Linked DNA regions of Mus musculus: regions 1 and 2 are each linked to region 3. A link is a loop called in an ENCODE intact Hi-C map of the cell type or tissue named here. Cell type or tissue: left cerebral cortex. All regions are shown on one strand. Region 1 holds the start of Clcn2 (chloride channel, voltage-sensitive 2). Region 2 has its middle 76 kb from the start of Gm22741. Region 3 has its middle 33 kb from the start of Gm6551.

The links. Peaks named below come from ENCODE experiments on the same cell type or tissue, not always from the same donor. Only the 100,000 strongest peaks of a DNase experiment are listed, where the experiment ranks them.
Region 1: a loop joins it to region 3, with 8 times the contacts of the local background. A loop is called at or near these places in 8 of 42 quality-filtered maps.
Region 2: a loop joins it to region 3, with 5 times the contacts of the local background. A loop is called at or near these places in 3 of 42 quality-filtered maps.

The regions. Positions count from the first base shown.
Region 1 is chr16:20,713,131-20,721,130 of GRCm38, forward strand. It overlaps Clcn2 (chloride channel, voltage-sensitive 2), which reads right to left and starts at 3,506. Exons shown (of 24, transcript NM_009900.2): 1 at 2,779-3,506; 2 at 483-639; 3 at 198-329. The coding sequence starts at 2,865. It overlaps Polr2h (polymerase (RNA) II (DNA directed) polypeptide H), which reads left to right and starts at 4,696. Exons shown (of 5, transcript NM_145632.2): 1 at 4,696-4,864; 2 at 5,694-5,777; 3 at 5,861-5,954; 4 at 7,389-7,472. The coding sequence starts at 4,792. In left cerebral cortex, CTCF peaks have their summits at 3,158 (motif pointing left), 4,470 (motif pointing right) and 4,669; DNase peaks (open chromatin) are centred at 1,924, 2,638, 3,086, 3,224 and 1 more place; H3K4me3 peaks cover 5,448 bases; H3K27ac peaks cover 4,519 bases.
Region 2 is chr16:20,817,287-20,825,286 of GRCm38, forward strand. It overlaps the pseudogene Gm9536 and the pseudogene Rps10-ps2. Among named protein-coding and RNA genes, the nearest start is that of Gm22741, 76 kb to the left of the region's middle. In left cerebral cortex, a CTCF peak has its summit at 3,850; DNase peaks (open chromatin) are centred at 3,892, 6,349 and 7,118; H3K27ac peaks cover 2,675 bases.
Region 3 is chr16:20,891,729-20,899,728 of GRCm38, forward strand. No RefSeq gene overlaps it. Among named protein-coding and RNA genes, the nearest start is that of Gm6551, 33 kb to the right of the region's middle. In left cerebral cortex, a CTCF peak has its summit at 4,245 (motif pointing left); DNase peaks (open chromatin) are centred at 3,404 and 4,196.

The DNA of each region.
Region 1 (8,000 bases), 180 kb before region 3:
GGCATTCACTGGGACAAAGCCCATCGCAGATAAGACTGTTGCCGAGGGAAGGGAGGAAGGTGTGGCCCGTACAAGTGGCAGTCATTATTGCCTGGAGATGGACAGTCAGACTGGCCAGAGGAAGTGGCCAGTAGCCAAGTTACCTAAACAACTGTGGCATGCAGGAAAGAAGTTACCTCGCCAGCCTTTGCCCTCACCCTGTAGACAGACAGCGATGGCATAGTCCATAGCCCAGCTGACCAGTGCCATGAGGAGCCCCAACAGAACCAGGAAGATCCAGTCTTCACCGACCCTGGACACCAGGAACTTGTGGCAGCGTACAGAACAAACTGGAAGCAAGGAAGGGAAGATGCATAAAGAAGCTGGTCCCAAAGTGTTCCTACTCTGTACCCTGTTTTTCCCCATCGCCCATGGGCAGCTCTAATTGTCTTTGTCTCCCTCAAAATAGAACACCCAGGTCCCTGCCCCAATCTGGATCTTACTGCGACATCTGGCACATCGGCTCTGTCCATATTCTAGGAGCTCTGGGGTAGCCCGGGCAGAAGGGGACCCCTTCCAGGGCTCAGGCCCTCCCAGGCGAATACGAGCAGCTTCCTCTTTGGCAAAGGCCCCGAGTTCCTGAGTGTACCGGCCATACATCTGGAGCAATGGACAGAATGTAGCATGAGCCTGAGTATCTGAGGTGGGGAGACAGAGAGTTCCTGGGTTTTGACCCCACCCCTCGCTCAGCTCCTGCACTGTATACCCCATCTTGAATCCAGTTTATACTCAGGCTCAGAGTGTGGGAACAATGCACAGTGCAGACTGCGGGGGCTGTCCTGGCCAGAGTGATGGAGACAGACAAGGTACAGGGACACAACTCTGGGGGTGGCAGAATAATCGGTCCTCTTCTAGTAAGTCAGGGGTGGAGCAGGAGGGAAGGGTCCAGAGGAGGGAAAAGATGGAAAAACCTGAGGCAGTTTGAAAGTAGGAAGGGGGAAGGTCAGAGGGGCAGTCAAGGGCATATGTACAACAACAAGAACCTGGTAGAGCTGAGGGCAGCGGAGCTGGGCCTAGGAGGTCCCAGCCCCAATCCTTATCACATTCCTGCTGGGCCTTTGGCCTGTGACCAACTCAGCTGCACCCTTCCCACCCACCCTAATCCCCTTGTCCTCATTCTCCACTCCCAAACCCCCATCAGCCTGTCAGCCCAGCAGACACGGAAAGCCTCTTTGGGTGGATAGGCAGTGCTGGGTGGCCTCAGGCCTACTCTGGAACTGCATTTGGGGCCAGTGACAGGTTCAAGGACCACCGAGGCTGGAGATGGCAAGGCTGTGGCTACTAGGCTGATTGATGGGAAGGGAGAGTGTTATGGCTGGACCTGCCAAGCTGGGCGTGTGTTGGGGGGTGGGGAGGAGCAGATTCTGGCTGCCACCCGCGGAGCTTCAGGACACAAAGGGCTCCTGTTGGGGTTGGGGGGGGGGAGGGAAAGATAGAGACACAGGGTGAGACATAGAAGAAAGGGGGGGGCAGGGGGGGGAAGAGGAACTTCAGAGGAAAGGCAGAAAGAAGAGTCAAGGAAAAGCAACATAAGTGTCCAGAGCAGGGAGGAGGAGGAAGAGTGTACAGAGAAACACAGCAGGTGGGAGGAGGTGAGCAAGACAAAAGGGTGGGAGGGGAAGTGGGAGAGGCCAGAGCAGGGAGCGCTTGACCCTGAGAACTCAGTCCACAGGCACAAGGAGATGGAGCAGCCGCTGGTGCAAAAGAGTTACCATTCCATGTTAGATGCCTGGCTTCCATGGCCAAATGCGCCTCTTCTTGACCCGTGGACGGCCAGGATATGGGCCATCTCCAACAAAAGGGCTTGCCTCCACTATCGATTGGCACTGTACTCTCATACCAGTTATTCTGTTTCACAGTCTCTGGTAATTGGGCACCTCTCTGACTCAGTTACAGCCCAGGCCCTCTCCTACAGCTGTTTCTCCCTGTTATCCTCTCGGGCAAATTCCAGCCTAAGGTGATAAAAAAGAAACTACTGGGCCACTTTCTTTCCTTAGGGCTTGGTCCCCCATTCTGGTGAATGGCTTCTCAGCAATGGTGGTCATGAGTCATCTCAAAGCTCAGGACCCCTGCTTCTTATGAGGTCAAGGGACACTCCATGGGCGTGGGTGGTGGTGGTGGGGTACCTGGCTAGATCCAGCTGGAACAAAGGTTTCAGTTCTCACACCCATTCCTGCTTCCTGCATCGGCCCTAAAGCTTCAGTCCCCAGGGTGGCAAAAAGCCACCTAAGCCACCTTTTCCAACAGGGTCTCCTGAGGAGTTCTTGTCAATGTTGGGCTTGAGCTGTTAAAGGCAGGGGTTGGGTTTGATTACTTCCTACTGTCTTTAAGCTAAGCCTGGGACCATGTACACAGCAGGGACCCAGGAGGGTGTTGAAAGTAGATAGACATGTGGATCAAGTTCAATAGTATAGATGGTGTTCAGAAAGAGCACTGGGCTGCTGTAACTTGGACTCAAGTGGTAAGTGAAGAAAACAAAAACGTGTATGCAGAAGTGGGTAAGAGAAAGGACACCTGGGCCAAGCACCTGGTGTCATTGTCTTCTGCAGGCCACCAGTCTCAGCCAGAAACCAGCAAGCAGCTTTCCAACACTCTGAACCCACAGCCTGGCGGATCCCGAACCTCAGTTTCCATAGCTGAGAAAGGCTGAGGCCGGGTTAGGGTAGGCCATCTGTCCTCACACTTTCCAGGGCAACCTGCAGCATTGGTCCCGTAGGGCAACCCTTGGGTTTCACTTACCAGGGTCTGCTCGTACTGCAGCGCTCGAGGCTCCATCCCTTCCCCCGCCGCCGCCGCCGCGGCCGCCGCAGCCGTTGCAGCCGCCATCTCGGTGCACTGTCCTCTTGCCTCCCTCTGCTTCTCGGCCTTGACTCAGCTCCCGGCCCGCTGAGCCCGCGCCCGCACCCGTCCCGTCCCCTCAGCCCAGGCGGCCGAGTGCAGAGTGCGACGGGTCCCCGGGCGCGCGCCGCAGGCTCAGCCTCCCGCTAGCGTCTCCTCCTCGGCGGGCGGGCCGAGGGCGGTGCCCTGCTTTGCTGCTCCGCCCCGGCCCATCTGCAGGGGCGTCCCTGCCCGGCCGGGGTCTGCATTGGGGCCGCCTCCTGGTGTCCGGAGAGGCGGCAGGGGGCGCTTGAAACACGATCTCGCACCCCTTCGCCACGGAGGCCCGGGATTAACCCAGCGCCCTGAGGGTGCGGGGGCCGGGCGGGGGCGGGTCTGCTGGCACGTGGAAGGGACGGGCTCTCCCGCGGCTGCAGCGTTGTGCGGGAGGGGCTGGAGATGTGGGGACTCTTGAACTGGGGTAGGGGGCTACTGACAAAAGCTAATTCGGGCTCTCTAAGCCAGACCGGACAGGGGCAGCCTCTGCTTCACACTTTCAGGCGGCTCAGACGCATCTGGGAGGATGCCCGAGAGCCGGCTCCCTCCTTGCCTCCCTTTCTCCTTCCTTTCCTCCGGGTTCCCCCGGGAAGGTGCACCTGGAATGGCTAGGCCTGGAAAGAGGGGCGGAGGTGGAGGTGGGAGGGGACGGGAAGGGGTGAGGCCCGAGGGAAGGGAGCTATTGGTGCGGGGGAGGCCGCTCCTGGGAGGCGGGTGTGTGTGTGTGTGTGGGGGGGGGGGGGAGCAGAGGTCGCTCCTCCCAGGCACCGCTTAAGGGGGAATTTGAGTAGCTGCTGACGCCCTGAGGAAACGGCCTACTGAGGCTCCACATTGTCTTTCGGGGTCCTGGGAAGGACAAGAAGAAGGTGTCGAGGGCACAAAGAGGATGGGCAGCGTTAGGTTGGAGCCACTGGAGAGGACAGTGTCCAGAAATCTGTGGAGAAAGAATAGTACCAGGATGAAGACTCATTCAAGAAACAAGAGGGTGCCCAGCACAGGGGCTGTAATGAGAGGAGGTAGCACCTAGAAAGAAGGTATTGCGAGCTGTCGCCTCCCAGTGAAAGGCGCACTTCAGTGTCCAGAAGAGGGTGGTATAGTGGGGTGACAGGCAGTACCAAGTTCAGTTGGCAGTGTTCTAGGGGATCAGTGTGAGGCTAGTGCCAAGCAGGGCCAAGGGAAGACGGGAGTGGCGAGGAGGTGAAGCCCCAGGGGAGGGCACAATGCGGGCTTTCCTTTCCCCGAGAGTGACATCATGGCAAATTCCCAAACCGGACGCACCCGGCTCCGGTGATGTCTAGCTGGTCCGAGCCAGCTCGCACCAGCTTTGGGGATCTTGGTGACAGTCTGAGGGGCTGGGCACCGGGTCCTGGAGGGCTGGTGCTCTGCGGGCGGGGTTCTGCTCCACCTGCCTGCAGCGCGGACTGTGCCCTCGGCCGGCACGCGGACTTCAGGGAAGGGCTAGGGCCGGGCTTCTCTGGGCCAAGGATCAAGGTTCCTGGCTGGGTTAGGCCCCCAAGCTTTCCACGCTTTGGGATCCACAGTCTGAAGAGGGCGCCGTCGAGCCGGGCGCAGCGCGGTACCCCGTCGGAGGTGGGACTTAATCTGTCCCCGCCTTGGACGGAGTCACCGAGTTTTGAGACTCGCCCACAAGGCCCGAGCACCTCGGAGGTGGCCCTTCCCGGCGGAAGTGAAGAAGCCCCGAGAAGGAGGCAGCGGAAGTGGCTGCGTGACTGCAGCCCGTGCGCACGCGCCCTCGGCCTCGTTGCCGCTTTTGGGGCGGTACTCTGCCCTGTCTTACTTTTCTCCACGTGAGGGGGTGCGCGAATCCCCAGTGGTGGCCGCGCGCTCACATCCTCTGCAGCTTTCGTGCCCTTCGCGATGGCGGGCATCCTGTTCGAGGATATTTTCGATGTGAAAGACATCGACCCAGAAGGCAAGAAATTTGACCGAGGTAAGCGGTGTCGGGGCGGTAGGAGGGAAGTGGCCAACATGCCCACCCACCCCAAGTGGCTGGCCCGCCCCACCCTCTCGGTACCTCCCTCAGGAAACAGTTTTTTTTTTTTTTTCGTGAATGAGAAACTTGAGACAGCTTTTTCTATTATATTTGCGGTGCCTGGTGCCCGGTGGGTGGCCCTTAGCTGGGTGCTGGCATACCCCTGGGAACCTTTCTAACTCCCTACACAGTTATTATGTGCTCTACCGTGCTCTGAACTTTATTCTTGGAAAAAGTAGATGGTGCCTTATCTCTTTTGTTACCCCAGGTCTTGCAGCGAGTTACCTACCTGCCTTCCTAACCAATAATTTTGTATTAGCCTAAGAACAAGTTAGCTCTTTCCGAAGCTCTCTGAATTTCATTCAGTTGACCGCTTGGTGTATTTATTTTCCCAACGATCCGGAAGTTGTTTCTTCTTGGTGTCGCTTAGCCTGGAGGCAAATGTCTTAAGACAGATGTCAGTTTTGAATACATCCCTCAGATTCCCTCAGCAGTGTCTCCTGCTAGAAAGAGGAAGTCTCAGGACCAGTGAGACTCTAGTCTAAATCATCCAGGCGTTTTTAGTTAGAGCCTGGAGACTGGCCACTGCTGGAGGAGCTTTGCCGCTTGCTTGGGACCCTGTCACTTGCTGAGGTTACTGCCTTCTTCCCTCTTGTGAATCTGATTCTGATTGCAGTTGTGGGAGGCTGGTGGGTGTGTGCATGTTAGATGATTTGATCTCTTGCATTTGACCCCAAGCTGGCATCGATAGACTTTGTAATCATGTCTGTCATGCACTCTTCCCCAGTATCCCGGCTGCACTGTGAGAGTGAATCTTTCAAGATGGACCTCATCTTAGATGTAAACATTCAGATTTACCCTGTGGACTTAGGTAAGTATTGAATACGGGCAATGGCAAGAGGATTTTGGTCTTAGGTGTCTACTTCTTTACCCTGATGTTGCTGCTCTATTCAGGTGACAAGTTCCGGTTGGTTATAGCTAGTACTTTGTATGAAGATGGTACCTTGGATGATGGTGAATACAACCCCACAGATGACAGGCCTTCCAGGTGAGGTAGCAGTAAACAAGTGACTAAGATAAGAATATAGTGCAGAGAAAGTATAATATGTAGATTATGGATATACATATGTATAACTATATGTTATAGAAAATTTGATTTCTTGGATACAATATGTATTATATACTATGCACATTACATGACAATGTATAACATAAGTTATATAATGTTATATATTAGATATAATATATAACATGTATGTTATAGTATATAATAACATATGTTAATACTATATATAAGTAACTATGATGAGAATGTAATGAAGTAATATAATATATAATTTATTTATATATTATATATAATGTTGTACATTACATATAATATATAGTACATATTATATATTACATATAATGTTATATAACATATGTTCTATATTATGTATATATTATAAAGAAAGAAAAACGTAAGTATATAGGAAAGTCTTTACTTCTAGAGATAAATGATTGCTGTCAGTGGAATCTGAATTACCTTAAAGGCATTGCTGCAATTAGAGTTCGGACAACTAGCTGGGCAGTGGTGGCACACGCCTTTAATTCCAGCATAAGCACTTGGGAGGCAGAAGCAGGCAGATTTCTGTTCAAGGCCAGCCTGGTCTACAGAGTGAGTTCCAGGACAGCTAGGGCTATACAGAGAAACCCTGTCTCAAAAAAAAAACCAAAAAAACAAAAAACAACAAAAAAAAAGAATTCAGACAACTAGACCTGGATGTGATGGCTTTTGTCTATAATCCAGGATTCAGGAGACGGTTCACGAGTTCAAGAAAATGTTTGGCCTCATATCAAGTCTGAGGCTAGCCTTGGCTACATGAGACCTTGTGTCTAAAAAAATTGAAAAAAATTCAGATGACTAGTTTTATTCATTACTGAGAGCAGTGATCATAAGCTTGTGAATTGCATCTATTTATTTATGTGGGACAGGGTCTTCTCACTTTGTAGAGACCTGGTTGACCTGGTCTGTAGATCAGGCTGGCCTTGCACTTAGAGTCACATCTACCTCCTCTGCCTCAGTGCTGGAATTAAGGTTATGTGCCGCCTTTGGTTCAGGGTTAGGTCTTTAAGGCTGAGGAAAGGATTACATAGTAACTTAGGTCTTGTGAGGGAGCTTGGTGTGATAGAAAGACTATGGAGTAGTAGGTCTGGTGACCAGCACCCTTAGTCCCTGCACTTGGGAAACAGAAGCACAAGTCTGTCTGACTGTGAGTTTGAGGCCAGTTGGAATAGGGCTAAAAGGCCACGACTCAACCTGAGTTTTCAGTTCAAAGCCTTCTGTCTCCTCATCAATGAAATACAGATGGTCATGTGTACCTCACAGAATTTCTGTGGGGGCCAAGGAAGGTCATGGTTCTGCATGTGTACCTCATCAGTCTCCATTTCTAAAGTTCCCGTAGACTCTTACTATGAAGAGTGACCAGTCTGTTGTTTGTAGGGCTGACCAGTTTGAGTATGTCATGTATGGGAAAGTGTACAGGATCGAAGGGGATGAGACCTCCACTGAAGCAGCCACACGCCTGTAAGTAACACTGTCTAGGAAAAGTCTTTTCCCTCCCTGCTCTGAGGTTGGGCCAGGCTTTTACTTCTGTGTTGCCGCCCTCTCCCCACCCCCACCCCCCTTTGTTTCTAGTATTCCAAACCTAGGTGGAAGAATTTGTCTTGGGAACAGTTTCCAGCCTGTATGTGGGTCACTCAGCGGCACCATAGTCAGGGTTTTCAAGACCCTGTAGTCCAGAGGAGGCACGAGCTATCTTGCTTTGTGAAGGACAACAGAGCATCTTGCTGGAGAACACGTGCACTATGCATAATCAGGCCTTTTTTGTTTGTTTGTTTGTTTGTTTGTTTGTTTGTTTTGGTTAAGTATGTATTGCTTCTCTGTAGCCCAACCCTTGGATCTTTGGTTTCCCTGCCTGAATTTTTTTTCCCCTTTTCTTTAAAATGATGTTTAAAAAGTGTGGTTGTCAGAAACTTGAAGCACAGAAAAAGAACAAAATGAGAAGAAGAACAATAGTCACCTAGGGAATCTTTTAGATAAAGAGTTTGAGTA
Region 2 (8,000 bases), 74 kb before region 3:
CTCGGCCCCACAGTTACCTGGCAGCAGCCAGGAGTGCCTGACTCACTCTAAAAGGGGTTGCTTGCCCCCCCCTTTTGCTCTTGCCTTCCTGTTTCCACTCTCTCCCTATTCTCTTCCCCCTCTCTCTCCACATGTTCCTGGCCAGCCTCTGCTTCTCTAAACACACACACACACACACACACACACACACACACACACACACACACTGCCTTTCTCTGCCTCTACTACACTCTTGACTCCCCTCCCCATGCCCTGAATAAACTCTATTCTATACTACACCATCATGTAGCTGGTCCCTCAGGGGGGATACCTCAGCATGGGCCCACCGAGGCACCCCTTTCCCCCACAGCTCATCTCACATCCCCCAAAACATATCCCCCCCTTTCTTTATCTTTTTATAAGCACATCAAACTCAGGCTGTGGTAGCCAGCCTCAAGGTACACTCAATGCTGCTAATGGCTTGTGAGTGACACTTCGTGTAATGCACTGAAACAGGGCTTGTCTGTGTCCAGGGGGATGTCAGCAGCGACATCCTCTTTTGAGGCCATGTTTATAATACAGACACTAGAGCTCTGATCTAATTTTTGGACTGTCTTGCTCAGCGGGAAACTGGCTGCTGCATCATCAATACAACCCAGCATTCCACATTGCCACTGTCAAATGGGGCAGATAGTCACCACCATTAGCCACCACGTGGGTCACTTTAGAACTGGATCCTTCAGCCACAGTGAGACAGTGTCTTGTCCTGCTCTTCCTCAATACATACATACATACATACATACATACATACAAAAATGGAGTGGGTGGACAATGATGGCTGCAGCCAAGAAAGACTGTTATTCTTATTCTATGTACAGGAATTAACAGTTCAGAAGGGGAAAGTAAACTCTGAAACTCTCTGTGGCTGCAGGAGGCCAAGTGAAAGATTTCCTCAGGTGAGCCCTACAGCTCTGGGCTCTGGGAGGGTCTTGAGATGCCAAGGGAGGAGTCCGCAGAGAGTGCTGCAGCTCAGAGTTCTTAGCAGGCCTTGGGGTGCCCATCACAGTCTTCCAAAGGTCTGTGGAGAGTAGAATGGGCAGTGGGTTGATCTCCTTGCCTGCAGCTGCAGCAGGAGGTACTAAGGCAGAAGCAGGACCAAATTTTCTACCTGCTTCAGACAAGTAGTAGGTCTAGGAGGGGTTTGTGTGGAAGGGTCTGGATGGTAGAAGCAGTCTTTCCTTTCTACCCCCTTTATCTAGGAGCCTCTGGAATGTGGCCTGCAGCAGTGGGGGAGCTGGAAGAGCTGGGGGTCGGAACGGAAGCGCTGATGTTAAAAATACCTTCCATTTGAAGGGCTAATACTTATTCCGTCCTTCCTCCTGCCTGGGCCTCATTCACCACATCATTGGCATATGCACACCTAGCTGGTCGAAGCGCGCCTGAGCTTGTATAGACAGCATTTTCATCTCCTCCTAGCCAGCATCAGTCTTTCAGCTGGCTTATGGTTCTGGCAGGCAACACCCAGATGGAAGACATGCACCAGGGGTTACCAATTAGGCGCTTGCACAGCACAGCTTCAGAAGCGAAACATTCTTTCAAACCCAGGAGGAAAAACACAGCTGGTCTCAAATCTCCTTTTCACCTTGGAGAATCTAGTTAACGCAATGACAGAGGAAGGGGTGTGGCTAATAAGACAACCCCTGCAGCAATCGGGAGACCTAGCCCCCACCCTTTCTCTGGCTATAGCACTTGGGAGAGCAGGTCCTGAGTCTCACCTGGGTAGCACAGTAGAGCTGGCCCTGGAGGAGGGGGAGCTGGTGTGCCAGCCCAGACGGAAAGCTGGCCCTGATGTTGTAGGCAAGGGGGAGCTGTCCTGCCCCTTACCAGCTGCCACAGACAGGAGTGCTAGCCCTGCCCCTTGCCTGGGTAAAGAGGGAAAGCTGGCTCTGGTGGTGGGATGGGAGGGTTGGCGGGCTGACCAACTCTGCCCCCTACCACCCAAGCAGTCTCTCAGCTGGCTTCTAACTTAACCAGTTTCTCTGCCATTGAGTTCCTCTACGTGGCTCTCACTGTTCCGGTCTCATCCACGCTTCAAGCTGCCTGTTCTTTATCAAAAGCCACATTCCTTTCTCATACTAAAACATCTACCCCTTCTATGAACATGTGAAGGTGTAAAGGGTCCATGAGTCTCTGAAGAGTGATACCCCAGACTCAAATCATATGTGAAAGCAAAGAGTGTTTTATACTGCTGAAGTCCAGCATGCTGGGGTCTCCCATTACCAAGACAGAGAGACAACCAAGTGAGCACAGAGGCCTGATTTAAAGCATATTAGGGAATTTCAGGGTAGGTGACTTTTATCTTACTCTATCTCTAGGGATGTTCCATTGCTAGGGTGTGGGGGGATGGAAACTGTTGCTGACAATGCAGCTGAGGAAATCTGGAAACGGCTGCTGACTGATTGTCCTTGCTTCAGGCCACATAGTAGGGCAGCTTCTGACGCCTGGACTTGTCTGGACTTGCCTAGTCCTGAACTGCCAATTTGAAGCCTGTCATGGAGTCAGCCTAGCCTTCTCAAAGGGAGGGGCCAGTCCCGCAGAACTTATGCAGCAGGATTTCCATGATATAGGGCAACAACAAGATATCAGAGAGGAGTCTCAGTGATGAGCCACTGTTGATAATGTGGCAGAAGCCAGAGGCCTTGAACCAAGCCAATGACTACTTGCAATGAATGTCGGCAAGTGAAGCTGTTTGCGTTAGCATTTCCTCTAGACTCTGCACAACAGTTACTGAGCAACAGCCAGGTATGAGCCTGTCTGTTCTCTCTTCCTCTTGCTTTCTGTCCTTCTCTCCCCCCACCCCCAAGGCCTGTCACATGGCTTGATTGTTTAGGGGCACACCGCAACAGGGCCCACCAAGGAACCCCCTCATGCTGCCATTTTAAAAAACACAATATCTGCCCCAGTCACTGAACCGCTGCCAAGGACTCAGCCGACTCGAGGCTCCTCGCTTCCCGACGTTCCGTCCCCTGCACCCCCCTTACCTCCCCTTTGCCTCCCTCGCCCCTGCTTCCTTCCGCAGGTCGTTTCCACCGAGGAAAAGGAATCCTATCATAAGTCTGCTATCCAGAAGCTCCACTCTTTTGACCCCTTTGCTGATGCAAGTAAGGTGGTGACCTGCTTCCTGCTGGCAGTGAGGATTTTATCCATACAAGATTCAACAGAGAAACGGCAGGAAGACCCTTACAAGGGATCGCTGGTGATTACGGTAAAAAGAAACTAGTGGAGTTTAAGAAGAAATTTGCCTGCAGTGGTACTGTAGTTGAGCACCCAGAATATGAAGACGTAATTCAGCTACAGGGTGACCAGCCCAAGAACATATGCCAGTTCCTGATAGAGACTGGACTGGCTAAGGACGATCAGCTGATGGTTCATGGGCTTTAAGTGCTTGTGGCTCTCTGAAGCTTAAGTGAGGGTTTCTTTGCAGTGAGTAGAATTTCCCTTCTGTTCCTTGTCACAAATTTAAAAACCTCCTAGTTTATATAATGTAATCACTTGGGGTCCACTTTTAACTTGGACTAGTGTAACTCCTTCATGCAATAATCTGAAAAGGGCCATGCTGTGTAGTCTTGAAGTCTCTCATTTAAACAGGTTGAGCAGTAAGCCCTGGCAGTGTCCACCCTGGAACAAAGCAATAACAAGGTTTCAGCCAAGCCAAGATCCCCAAGACCACAGGAGGCTCTGTCTGACCAGAGGTTCCTTGGGGCTCACTCTACAGAGTCCCCTGCCCTAGGACAATGCCACCATTTGAATAGCCCAAGTGACCAAGAGTATGGGTAACACTGCCCCAGCTGTGTCTGTCACTAGAGGGAGTCTCTGGCTGTAAAAAGAAGCCCTGCTGTCTGATCAAGCAGAATTCAGAAAGGGCCACCTTTCCAGAGAAGCAGTGGGTATCTAGCTCACCACCAGGGTGGTCTTTTTAAGCAGATCTGTCCTAGCCAGGGGATGTTGAAATATGAAGGGTGAGGCCAGCCTGGCATCAGTTAAACTTATGATAAGGGGTCAAATGCCAAGCTGGTGCCATTAGTCGAGTGGCTAGCTGTAGAGGCTTCAATTCAACACGAGCTGCTGCCCAGTGCCATGCGAAAGAACAAACTGATCTTTTGGTTTTCTTTTCCCCTCCAGTTTTAATGTTATGTAATGTATTTAGGTCCTTATTTAAATAAAGATTGTTTTCAGAAAAAAAAAAAAACCCAAAATATCTTGAACAAAAGGATATCACTGTGTGACACACCACAGCTTCCACAGTGAAATGTTTTTGTTTGTATTTTGTTTTGTTTGTTTTCTTTAGGTGGGAGAGGTTGCAAGGTCAGAGGGCATCTATGGAGGGACACAGGGTGATGAGTGGAATTGGGGTGCATGACGTGAAAATGACAAAGAATCAATAAAAAAAATCTAAAAAATGTATGTTAAGGGAGTTCACACAATCTTAGAAGAAAAGACCCCCCCCCCCCCCCCGCATGTTTGTTAGGGTGGCTTACCCACACATACTGTGTTAAATGGTTATGTTGAGGTGTCCCTGTATTTTCAGTTGTTAATTGATCCTCTGGCAGAGCCAGGGATATGTAAATGCTGTCACTTTCTGCCCCTAAAGAGGTATCTCTGAAATTATCATGTCAAAAAGCAAGCTGCCATGGAAGAGGCCAAAAGACAATACTAAATATGGAATGGGCTTAGTCCTGCTGTTGATCGGCTCAGAATGAGTAAGCTGTGTGTCTTAGTTAGGGTTTGACTGCTGTGAAGAGACACCATGACCAAGGCAACTCTTTTTTTTTTTTTTTTTTCTTTAAAGTTTATTCAATACAACATAAACTCCAACTTCACTGAGGTGGCTGACCACGTCCATGACCAAAGCCGCCTCTAAACTGGAACTCAGTGGCCCAGCCAGCCCCAGCCTCAGCTTTCTTGTCGGCTCCAGGGGGCACGGCGCTCCTTCTGTAGGTGTCTCTGTCAGCCTCCCCTCTTGTGAATCTTGCAGGTCGCTCACCCTCTGGACCTTTGGGCCGAGGCCTGCCGGTCTCGGGACGGCTGCGACGCAGGGTGGCGGGCACGATCTCCGGGGGTAGGTGCAGGTAGTCTCGGAGATACTGGATGCCCTCGTTCGTAAGGTACCAGTAGAAATGTCTCCAAGCAAACTGTTCCTTCACGTAGCCTCGAGACTTGAGAGACTGCATGGCCTTCATTACATGAAGGTTGGGCACATTTTTGTCTGCCAGCTCCGGGTGCTTAGGCATGTGGACATCCTTTTTGGCGACCATCACGCCCTCCTTAAAAAGGAGTTCGTAGATGGCAATCCGATTCTTCTTAGGCATCAACATCGCGGCGGCTGCAGGGTCCGAGGCGGAGGCTGGAAAGGCCCAAGGCAAATCTTAAAAGGACAACATTTAATTGGGGCTGGCTTACAGGTTCAGAGGTTCAGTCCATTATTGTCAGGGCGGGAAGCAAGGCAGTGTCCGGGCAGGCATGGTACAGGAGGAACTGAGAGGTAGAACAGTGGGAGCCATGTGGAGGAAAGCAAAGGCAGAGAAGTTGGTTAAGTTAGAAGCTAGCTGAGAGACTGCCTCAGGGGGAAAAAAAAAGCCAACAGCCTTAGACTATATTGAGGTGCATATTTTACATATCAAAGCAGACCTGGCCTCCAGGTTCTCCCAGCATCCCTCAGACTCTACCTTGGAATACCCTGCTCCCAGTCCTGAACTTTGCAGCCCAGAGGCTCTTCCCTATATAATTCAGAAGTTTTGTGCTCTCTCTCTCTCTCTTCCTTCCTCTCCCTCCCTCTCCCTCTTGCTGTCCTCTCTTTCCCTCTCTCTGTCTCCCTCTCCTCCTTCTGTTCTCTCTCTGCATGTGTGCCCTTTCTTTCTCTCCACCCTCTTCTCTCCCCATGGCTACTCCCCTGGCCTCAATCCTTGGGGCCAGTGAACTTGCACCCCAATAAAACTGCCTTTGAATTGGCTCATTTCTCTGGTGCCAGAGAGCTAACCTATTATATATAGATGTCTTCATGCCTTTATTATTAAACCACAAATGCCGTCCCTCCAAAGCCCCACAATACATGTCCTCCCTCATATGTAGAATCTGTTACTAGCACATGCACACATGTGAACATATGTACATGTGGTTGCAGAATAACAGAAAGGGTTAAAATAGGGGACCAAGGAAGAACTGAGTGCAGGCAATAGGCACAAGAGGAGATAAGCTAATTGCTGTTTTCAGTGCTAACTCTGTCACAGAGTTTTGGTGTTGGTAGTAGAACTTGCAAAATTATATATTTGCCAGTGAAAGTATAAAATCCAATGTGAAGCTTCACAGTGCTCATGCCAAAGGGCTGCTCTAACTTTGGGTCTGGTTAACTTTGTGTGATTTTTTTTTCAACAGTTTTACAATAAACATTTAAAAAATAATTGGAAAGGGCGATAAGTTATTCTGCATTGGTGAAATGAGCCAATTCAAGCCAGATTAAAGTATATATAATTGCAGGTTTATTTGAAAGCAGCTCTTGGATGGTACACTGGTCCCTCCAAGACCAGGGAAGTCATCATGGGGAGGAGGGCAGAGGGGAGGGGAAGAGAATGAGACAAAGAGTGTGTGCACAGAGGGAGAGAGAACGCAGGTTGTCATACTTGATGGCAGGCGGTTTTACCCACTGAGCCATCTCACTGGTCCAAGGCATGGAACTTTTTAGTGGAGGAAATGACAAAGCCTTGTGAAAAAAATTAAAAAGACCAAAAATAAATGAAGAAACATGTTCATGGATCAGAAGACTCTGCGTCCTGCAAACTCCTGGCAAGCAAGCAGTATGTAATCCAATTAAGATTCATGGGTCAGAAGACTCAACTTCCTGCTGATGCCCCTACCAAGTAATCTGCAAACCCAATTAAAATTCTACCCAGATCTCAATGAAGTTCCCTTTGGGATGGAACTTGACAAGCTGATCTTAAAATTCACAAAGCAGATCAGCAACCAGATAATTTTGGAAAAGAACACAAGGCAGTGGGGTGGAGAAGACTTAATCTCCAGGCTGAAGGGACTCAGTGGAACGGTGGGGGAATGGAAACAAGAGAGTGGGGTGGCAAAACAGAACACAGAACCCTGCGTGAGACCCACGCACATATGGAAGAGAGATACACAGCAGCTGGGATCTCAAATCACAGGAGGAAGAAATTACTTCGAGAGCTAAGCAGAGCAGGGCTGTGGGGATGACTCAGTAAGCGGCAGTGTTTGATGCCAAGCCGGATGACCTGATTTTAATACCTGCGACACACTCCTGGGAAGGCAGGAATCAAGTTGGGAAGCTTCCACATGCATGACTATACAATCTCTCTCTCTCTCTCTCTCTCTCTCTCTCTCTCTCTCTCTCTCTCACACACACACACACACACACATGTGCATGCACACTCACACACAGAGTGCTCAGACACTCATGCACATGTACACACAACATGCACATACATGCACTCACATGCGATATAAATAAATGTTTCTTAAAAGTAATACTTGGGAAAGTGAAATGTAGAAAAACATAACATTAGGTTTTTAATCTTCTTATCCCCAAAGAAATATCTTAAAAGTTAATCTTTAAAGTTTTAAAAAGATGATAGAGAGAGGTCTTTATTATGTTTGGGCAGAAAAAAATTCTTTTTCTTCTTTTTGAGATTTATTCATTTTACATTATGTGTGCATATTTTGCCGAATATATGTATATGCACTGCATACATGCTTGGTGCCTGCAGGTCCACTGGAACTGGAGTTGTGGATGGTTGTGAGTCACCATGTGGGTGCTGAGAATTGAGCCCAGGTCCTCTTCAAGAGCAACAAGTGCTCTTAACTAATGGACCATCTTGCCAGCCCCAAAAGATTTTTTAAATAGGTTATAAAAAAAAATCACATAAGTAGAGGGTAACATTTTACCTGCTTCACTTAGGCGATTCCCATTGAAAGGGATGCCAGACAGAAATGGAGACAAG
Region 3 (8,000 bases):
TTACCAGCCTCACAGATGGATCCCCGAGTCTGGGACATCCAGAACCCCTCTGTCGCTAAACACCATTCGCCTGTTGTCATCCAATTGTTGGATCCTACCAGGTATATCACCCAGGCTCAATACCCTCTCTCCCTCCAGAGCCTCAGGGGACACAAGCCGATCATCTCTGACCTGTTGAGAAACAAACTCCTTCGCCCTACCTCTTCTCCCTTTAACACCCCTATACTGGCAGTAAAGAAACCCAATGGTGCCTATCGTTTAGTCCAGGATCTCAGACGTATTAACTCTGCAGTGGTTCCTCTCCACCCGGTTGTGGCTAACCCCTACACACTTCTTTCTACTATCCCCTCAGGTACTTCCCATTTCTCACTCCTAGATCTTAAGGATGCGTTTTTCTTTATTCCTCTAGATGTCCAGTCACAAAACATATTTGCTTTTTTACCTAGACAGATCCTGATACCCACTTTTCTACCCAACTGACCTGGACTGTTTTACCTCAGGGATTCTGGGATAGCCCACACCTATTTGGGCAGGCCTTAGCTTCTGACCTACTATCTCTGTCTCTTCCTAAATCTAAGCTCATACTTTACGTAGATGATGTCCTTCTCTGTAGTCCTTCTCTAGAAATCAGCCAGACTGACACCTCGGCTCTTCTGAATTTCCTTTCTAATCGTGGCTACAGGGTCTCGCCCTCTAAAGTCCAACTGTCCACTCCTCAGGTTACCTATTTGGGACTAACAATCACCCCGACACATAAGGCTATTACATTAGACAGAAAGATCTGATTCAATCTCTAACTGTTCCGACTACAAAAGAAGAAATGTTGTCATTCTTGGGGATAGCCAGTTTTTTACGTTCGTGGGTCCCTTCCTTTTCTCTTCTTTCTTGACCTCTATATGAAGCAGCATAGGCCCCACCCATGAACCTCTTTTAAAACCTATTACCAAGCCCTTTCAAAGGCTCCAACAGGCCCTCCTTAGGCCTCTATGTAACAGAAAAGAAGGGATTTGCCCTTGGAGCCTTGGGCCACCAAATAGGACCTTCTTTAGCACCTGTGGCATACCTGTCAAAGAAACTAGACTTATGTTTCCTAAAATCTATCACTGCTTCTTGTAAAATCTGTCAGACATCTAACTCCAACTCAAGGTATCGCGGCCTTCCTTTTCCCACTCACCAGGCTAGAGGTTCCCTTCCTGGAACTGACTGGCAACTTGATTTCACCCATATGCCCACCGTCAGACGTGTCAAATACCTCCTGGTCTTGGTGGACACCTTCTCAGGGTGGGTAGAAGCATTTCCCACAACTAATGAAAGGGCTCAGTCAGTTTCTGATCTTCTCCGAGAGATCATCCCTTGAGTTGGTGTTCCGGTCTCTCTCCAATCAGACAACGGACCTGAATTTACCTCCCAAGTTTCTCAGATCCTATCTAAGGCCCTAGACATTCCTTGACACTTTCACATCCCTTACCACCCTCAATCTTCAGGCAAGGTAGAAAGAACTAACCGCTCCTTAAAATCCACTCTTGTTAAACTGTCACAGCAACTTCATCTTGACTGGGTAAAGCTCCTGCCCCTGGCTCTTTTCAGACTGTGAGCTCTCCCCAAGCGACCTCTCCTCATCTCACCTTTTGACTCATGTACGGACGTCCAGTCTTAACTCCTGGCTTCTTGCCCAAACACTCTCCCCTTCCAGATCATTTGCTTACCCCATTACTTTCTCATCTCCGTTCTCTCCTATGGCACTTTGCTGACTATCACCTCCCTCCACCACACTCTGTCTCCTGCCCATTACCTGTTAATGTCGGAGATCAAGTTCTTTTATCTCCTCCAGGTCATCAGCCTTCACCCCTTTCTCCAAAATGGCAGGGTCCTTTTAAGGTAATCCTAACTCCTACAGCTGCTAAGCTCGAGGGACTCTCTCATTGGGTCCACCTGTCTCACCTGAAACCCTTCATTCCCCCACCTAAAGATGATTCCTCTTCCTACACATCAACCCTAACAGGATGGTGCCCTGTTAAGCTCCGGAAGACATCAAGACCACCGTCTTGTCTCCCATCCTAGAGAATGAGACATCACTCTGGCAGTCAAACCCAACCTCGCTGGACGAGACACTGGATTAGTTGTGGCCTTTTCATCTTTTCCCTGCTGTTCATTTCCATCAAGGGCAGTCCTTACACCTGGAGATTCGAAGTTCGAGAAACGCCCACAGACAACAAGCAGACTTTCCAAATAGGATCAGGAAACTGCTCCATAGCTGGGTGCCAGGAACCGATCCAGATTGCCATCGCTCCTATATCTGTTACTCCATTCGCATATTATGGCCTCTATACCTGTTTTCTCTTTGATCAGACAAAAGATTATTGCAGAAAATGGCCAGACAAGTATGGGGGCTGCCCATACTGGTCTTGTGAGATACACAGGCTAGGGACATGGATTAATCATTTCTTCTATTGATTCTGCAAGACACTCTTCTGCATTCGAGACCCATGGGATCCCAGGTGGGAAACAGGAGTTGCTGGTAAGCTCTACTGCAAAACTCAGACCAGTTCTCCAGTAAGTACTATCCACATCCAGAGAAAATATGTCTCAATCGCCCCTTGTCTTATTAATCTCATCTCTATATTCTTTCAGTGACAAGTACAAAAAATTTCTAACCAAACTGTTAATCAGCTCCTGCTACAGGATTACCAGCCGCTGCCTACAAAGGAATCACTGTCCATAGAAGAGCCTGATTTAGACTATTACCAAACGGATTCCTATGGTGAAGACCAGATACACCCTGAAAAGTGATGACGCCCCTAAACAGCAGGAAGTAGCTTAAGAAACACAACGTCCTTATTCCCTCTTCACCATTGGTTTCCCCTCTCTTTTTCTTCCCTTCTTTTTATAATAACAAGAAGGGAGGAATGTTAGCACCAGGACACTCCAAGCTCCGGCCTTACTATGTGACCCTTGACCTGCGTTGCCAGGGCAATGACCCTCAATCCCACAATCCACTTGGCTCAGTTCTCACCCTCACTGGTGTGACGTCATTTTCTGTATAAATTAGGGGATCACACCTCTCTCTCTCTCCCTCTCTCTCTCTCTCTCCCTCTCTCCTCTTTCTTCTCTCCTCCCTCTTTCTCTCTTTTTCCTCTTCTCTGCCCTCTACCTGCTTCGCCACCCCCATCCCTGCTCAATAAACCTCTTCCATGTGGAAAAAAAAAAAAAAGAAAGAAAAAGGAAACAGTGTCCTGCAATTCCTTGGTTAGCCCTGAGGTAAAGAACTTTTTAGATATTAATCCTTTCATCTTATTTATTCCCAGATGAATGGTGGCATGAAGATCTTGAGCCAAAGTTCTGCCCAAAGTTTTTGGAAAATCTTTCTTCCATCTGTTGTGTGTTGGCATCCATTCTTTGTGTAGGAACTAGGCAGGAGTTGGTAAGCCTGGTCACCTTCTTTGGAGTAGGTTGTATGTTTAAGTAGGATCAGGTCTGGGAAGGTCACTCACAAATGTAGGAGAGGCTGTTTGGTGGCCTCCCTAGTCAGCAATCTGCTTTATGATTACTGATGGCCTCTGGGGTCTGTCCCTGTCGATGTCAGGGACAGTGTATGGTGGCCAATTTCTTTGGGAGCCATAGAACAGCTAGGAGATCTAGGATCTCCTGTTTGTTTTTGTCTTTCATTCTACAATCAATAGTCCCCTTTCATGATATATTGCCCTATGAATACGCACAGTGACAAATTCTTATTGACCATCAGTGTAGATATTAACCACCTCGTCCTTGCCCAACTTAAGCACCTCAATGAGGGCTATTAATTCTGCCCTTTGGGCCGATGTCCCATTTGAGAGGGGAGACACCCAGAATGTCTTATGCAAATCCACCACTGCTGGCCCTCTATATTTGATGCTGTCTTCCATGTAGCTGCTTCCATCAGTGTACATAGTGAAATCTGCACTGGGCATCTAAGTTAGCAGGCAGTGGCTGCTATAATCCTTAAGCAGTTTGGCCATCCTACTGCGAATGGGTCCAATTTCTTAGATAGGTAGGCCACTGGTCGCTGACAGGGGCCTGAGGTTTGTGTCAGTACCCCTTGGCAATGCCTTGACTTTCATCCACAAACAAATGGAAGGGCTTAGTCACATCAGGCAGAGCTAGAGCTGGGGCAGATAACATTGCCAATTTCAATTCTTGGAAAGCTTTCTCATTTTCTTTTGTCCATATGAAAGTTTCTTCCTGCCCCCTAGTGGCTTCATAGACTGGTTTAGCTATCTCAGCAAAACCTGGTACCCGGAGTCTACAAAAAACAACTGACCCCAGGCATTCCCATACTTGGCACCTGGTCTTAAGTATTGGGATGGCTGGGATGGTTTCTTTATGTGCTTGAGAAAGACTTCTTTGACCCCCTTAGCTGGAAACCAAAGAAGGTCACTTCAGACACACAGATCTGAGCCTTCTTGGCTGAGACCTTATACCCCAGTCCCTGCAGTGTTTCTAGAAGAGACCTGGTTGCTTCCATACAAGAGTCTACATCGGTGTGAGCCAAAAGCAAACCATCCACATACTGGAGCAAAGAAACCTGTGGCATAGTCTGCCTGTACTCATGTAGGTCCTGGCGGAGAGCCTCATCAAAAATGTTGGATGGGTTTTTAAAAAACGTTTATTTGTTTGTTTGTTTATTTTATGTGAGAACAGAATTACTGTCTTCAGACACACCAGAAGAGGGCATAGGATCCCATTACAGATGGCTGTGAGCCACCATGTGGGTGCTGGGAATTGAACTTAATCAGTGCTTTAAACCACCAAGCCATCTCTCCAGCCACTGTTGGGCGATTAAAAAAAAAAAATCTATGTGGCAGTCTCATCCAAGTCAGCTGTCTGCTGATTACATTCTCCAGGTCTTTCCATTCAAAGGCAAAAAGTATCTGGCTGTTCTTATATAGAGGAATGCTGAAGAAAGCATCTTTCAAATCCAAGGCTGTATAGATTTGTCTGTCAGGTGGTAAGGATCTCAAGAGTGTATATGGGTTTGGAACTGTTGGGTAGATATCTTCCACCCTTTTGTTTACCTCTCTTAGGTCTTGCACTAATCTATAATTTTGTCCTCCAGGTTTTGTAATTGGCAGCAGAGGTGTGTTTCAGGGAAAATGACAGGGAATGAGGAACCCATGATCACGAAGGCTATTAATATGGGGCCTGAAACCCTGGATGACTTCACCTAGATAGAGCTTAGTAGCAGCTTTCAGACCTATCAGAACCTACCAGAACAGGAGGCAAGTGAAAGGCCAGACCTGGAGGATTATTTTCAGACCATACATGAGGTATCAGGTTTATGTGTTCTTTTAGAAAGGGCAATGGGAGACTGTTATTCCCACAGCAGCTAGGAGAGGTATGACTTGAACTGCCCTCTTGTGTTGGGCAGGTATTGAGTCTAAAACTGGGATTGGTAGAGGCTCTTCTCTGTGAATTACTCCTAATTTAGGGAAAAGGAACACCAACATACAAACTCCTGATCATACATACTCCTGATCATCTGGCAGGTAGATGATGATATACCTGAGTACCAAAGAGAATTGATATATTTTGGACAGTAGGGCACTGTGGCAGAGATAAGGTATTAAAGGTTATGGTTCTATTGCAGTCTAGGGAGCTTAGCATTCCTACAGAATATCTTAGCACAGTCTGCTATGCCAAAAAAGAGATATAGAGAAAAGGTATGGGGTCCTGGCAACACCAGAGTAGGAGCAGCTGATGAAAGGTGAAGTGAAGTTACTTGGCAGGGTCACTGGAGAAGCTGTAAGTGGCAACTATGAGTTAATTCCAGGGGGTACACATAGCCAGCAATATTTAAAGCAGCCAGGTTGGGTGACATTAAGGAGTTGACAGGCTTAGGTCAGGGTCTGAAGCAAAAGGTGAAATGACAAGTTAATACCATTTATAAGAAGGAATGTCAAGGAAGTAAGGACCTTGGAGGAGTGTTTAATTACTTCTCCTATTTATTAGATTTCTAGAGGTTGGACAATTGAGACATATTTTCAACTGGGGACCCAGATTGGTTTTTACAGTAGAGCTTATCAACAACTCCTGTCTCCCATCTGGGATTTCATGGGTTTTGTACATAGAAGAAGAGAGTCTTGTGGTGTTGATAGAAGAAGTGATTGGTCTGTGATCCTAACATATGTATCTGGCAAGATGGCAGCCCCCATATTCATCTGGCCATTTTTTTAACAATCATTTTTTTGTCTGGTCAAAGAGGAAGCAGACAAGAGGTCATAATATTTTGATGCAATGGTGGATATAGGGATGATAGCAGTCTGGATTGGCTCCTGGCATCCGGCTATGGAGCAGTTTTCTGACCCTATTTGGAAAGACTGTTTGTTATCAATGGGGGTTTCTCAAACCTTGAATCTCCAGACTTAAGGGCTACACTGAATGGAAAAAAAACATCAGGGAGAGGGTGAGAAGCCCATGTCTAATCCAGTGGGGTCGAGTGCAGCTGCCAGAGTGGAGTCTCATTTTTCTGAGATTGGGGACAAGGTGGGTGGTTCCAAAGTCCACTTTAGAAAGGAGGGTCTTGTTGTCCTCGATGTGTAGGAAGAAGAGTCATTCTGAGGCAGAGGGGTGAGAGTTTTGAGGTGAGACAGGTGGACCCAGTGAGACCTCAAGTTTAGCAGCTGTGGGAGTCATGAGAATTACTTTGAAGGGGCCCTGCCATTTAGGAGAGAGAGGTGAGGGCCAGTGGTCTGCAGGGGAGAGAAGAACCTGGTCTCCAATGTTGAAAGGAAGTGGGCAGGGATCAGTGTGTGGCTGTGGTAGACTGTGGTCAGCAAAGTTCCATAGGAAAGAACAGATGTAACACAGTAGTGAGGTGAGTAGGTGATCAGGGATGGGGGAGTATTTGGGTGAAAGACCAGGAGTTAGGACCAGACATCCAAACATGAGTTTGAAAGGTGAGATGAAGAGGTCACTTGTGGAGAGGTCATAGCCTAAAAAGAGCCGGGGGTAGGAGTTTTACCCAGTCGAGGTAAAGTTCCCGTGACAGTTTGACAAGAGTCCTTTTTAGGCAACAGTTAGACATTTTTATCATTCCTTAAGACTGGGGGTGAGAGGAAACATGAAAATTCTAGGGGATGTTGAAGGCTTTAGATAGAGTTTGAGAAACTTGGGAGGTGAATTGGGGACCATTGTCTGACCAGAGGGAGGCTGGGACTCCAAATTGGGAATGATCTCTCAAAGGAGGAGATGAGAGACTGTCTGAGCCCTTTTGTAGTTGTTGGGGAGTGCCTCCACCCACCATGAGAAGGTATCCACAAAGACCTGGACCATGGCTTGGCGTGTTTGACAGTGGGCATGTGGGTAAAGTCAAGTTGCCAGTTGGTTCCAGAAAGGGACACTGTAGCCTGATGGGTAGGAAAAGGGATACTACAATATGTGGAGTTAGAGTCTGACATCTGACAGATTTTTGCAAGGGGCAGTGATAGATTTTTAAGAATTGTAAGTCCTTGGGAGTAGGCTGTAGATTTTTTTTGTTTGTTTGTTTAAAACAAAATAAGACTTGCTTGGCTGGCATGATGGGATAGAGTGTCAGGGGGTGAGAGAGGAGATGTGGGTTGTAGTGTAAGAATGTCCTGTGGTGGGTGAGGCAAGTCTAGACCCCTAGAGGCCGCAGCTCTATCTGCTTCGTTGGTGTGGTTGTTTCCCTTGGAGACAATAGAGTCATGTATCTGGTGGGATCTGCAGTGGACATTTCCAATAGCTGTGTGGAGATGGGAGGCTTTTCACATGGCCATAATTTGGTTTGTATTAGTTACTGATCCTCCTTTTGTCGTAAGTAACCCAAGCTCCTCCAAGATAGCAGTGTGGGTCAAGAGGATATGGAAAGCATATTTGGAGTCTGTATAAATGTTTAGGGATTGTCCCTGTGCCAGTTGAAAGTCAAGGAAAAGAGCTATTAGTTCAGCCTGTTTGATGGTGTGGGCAGGGAGGGCCTGTGCCTTAATGGTGTTGGTATTCTGTCT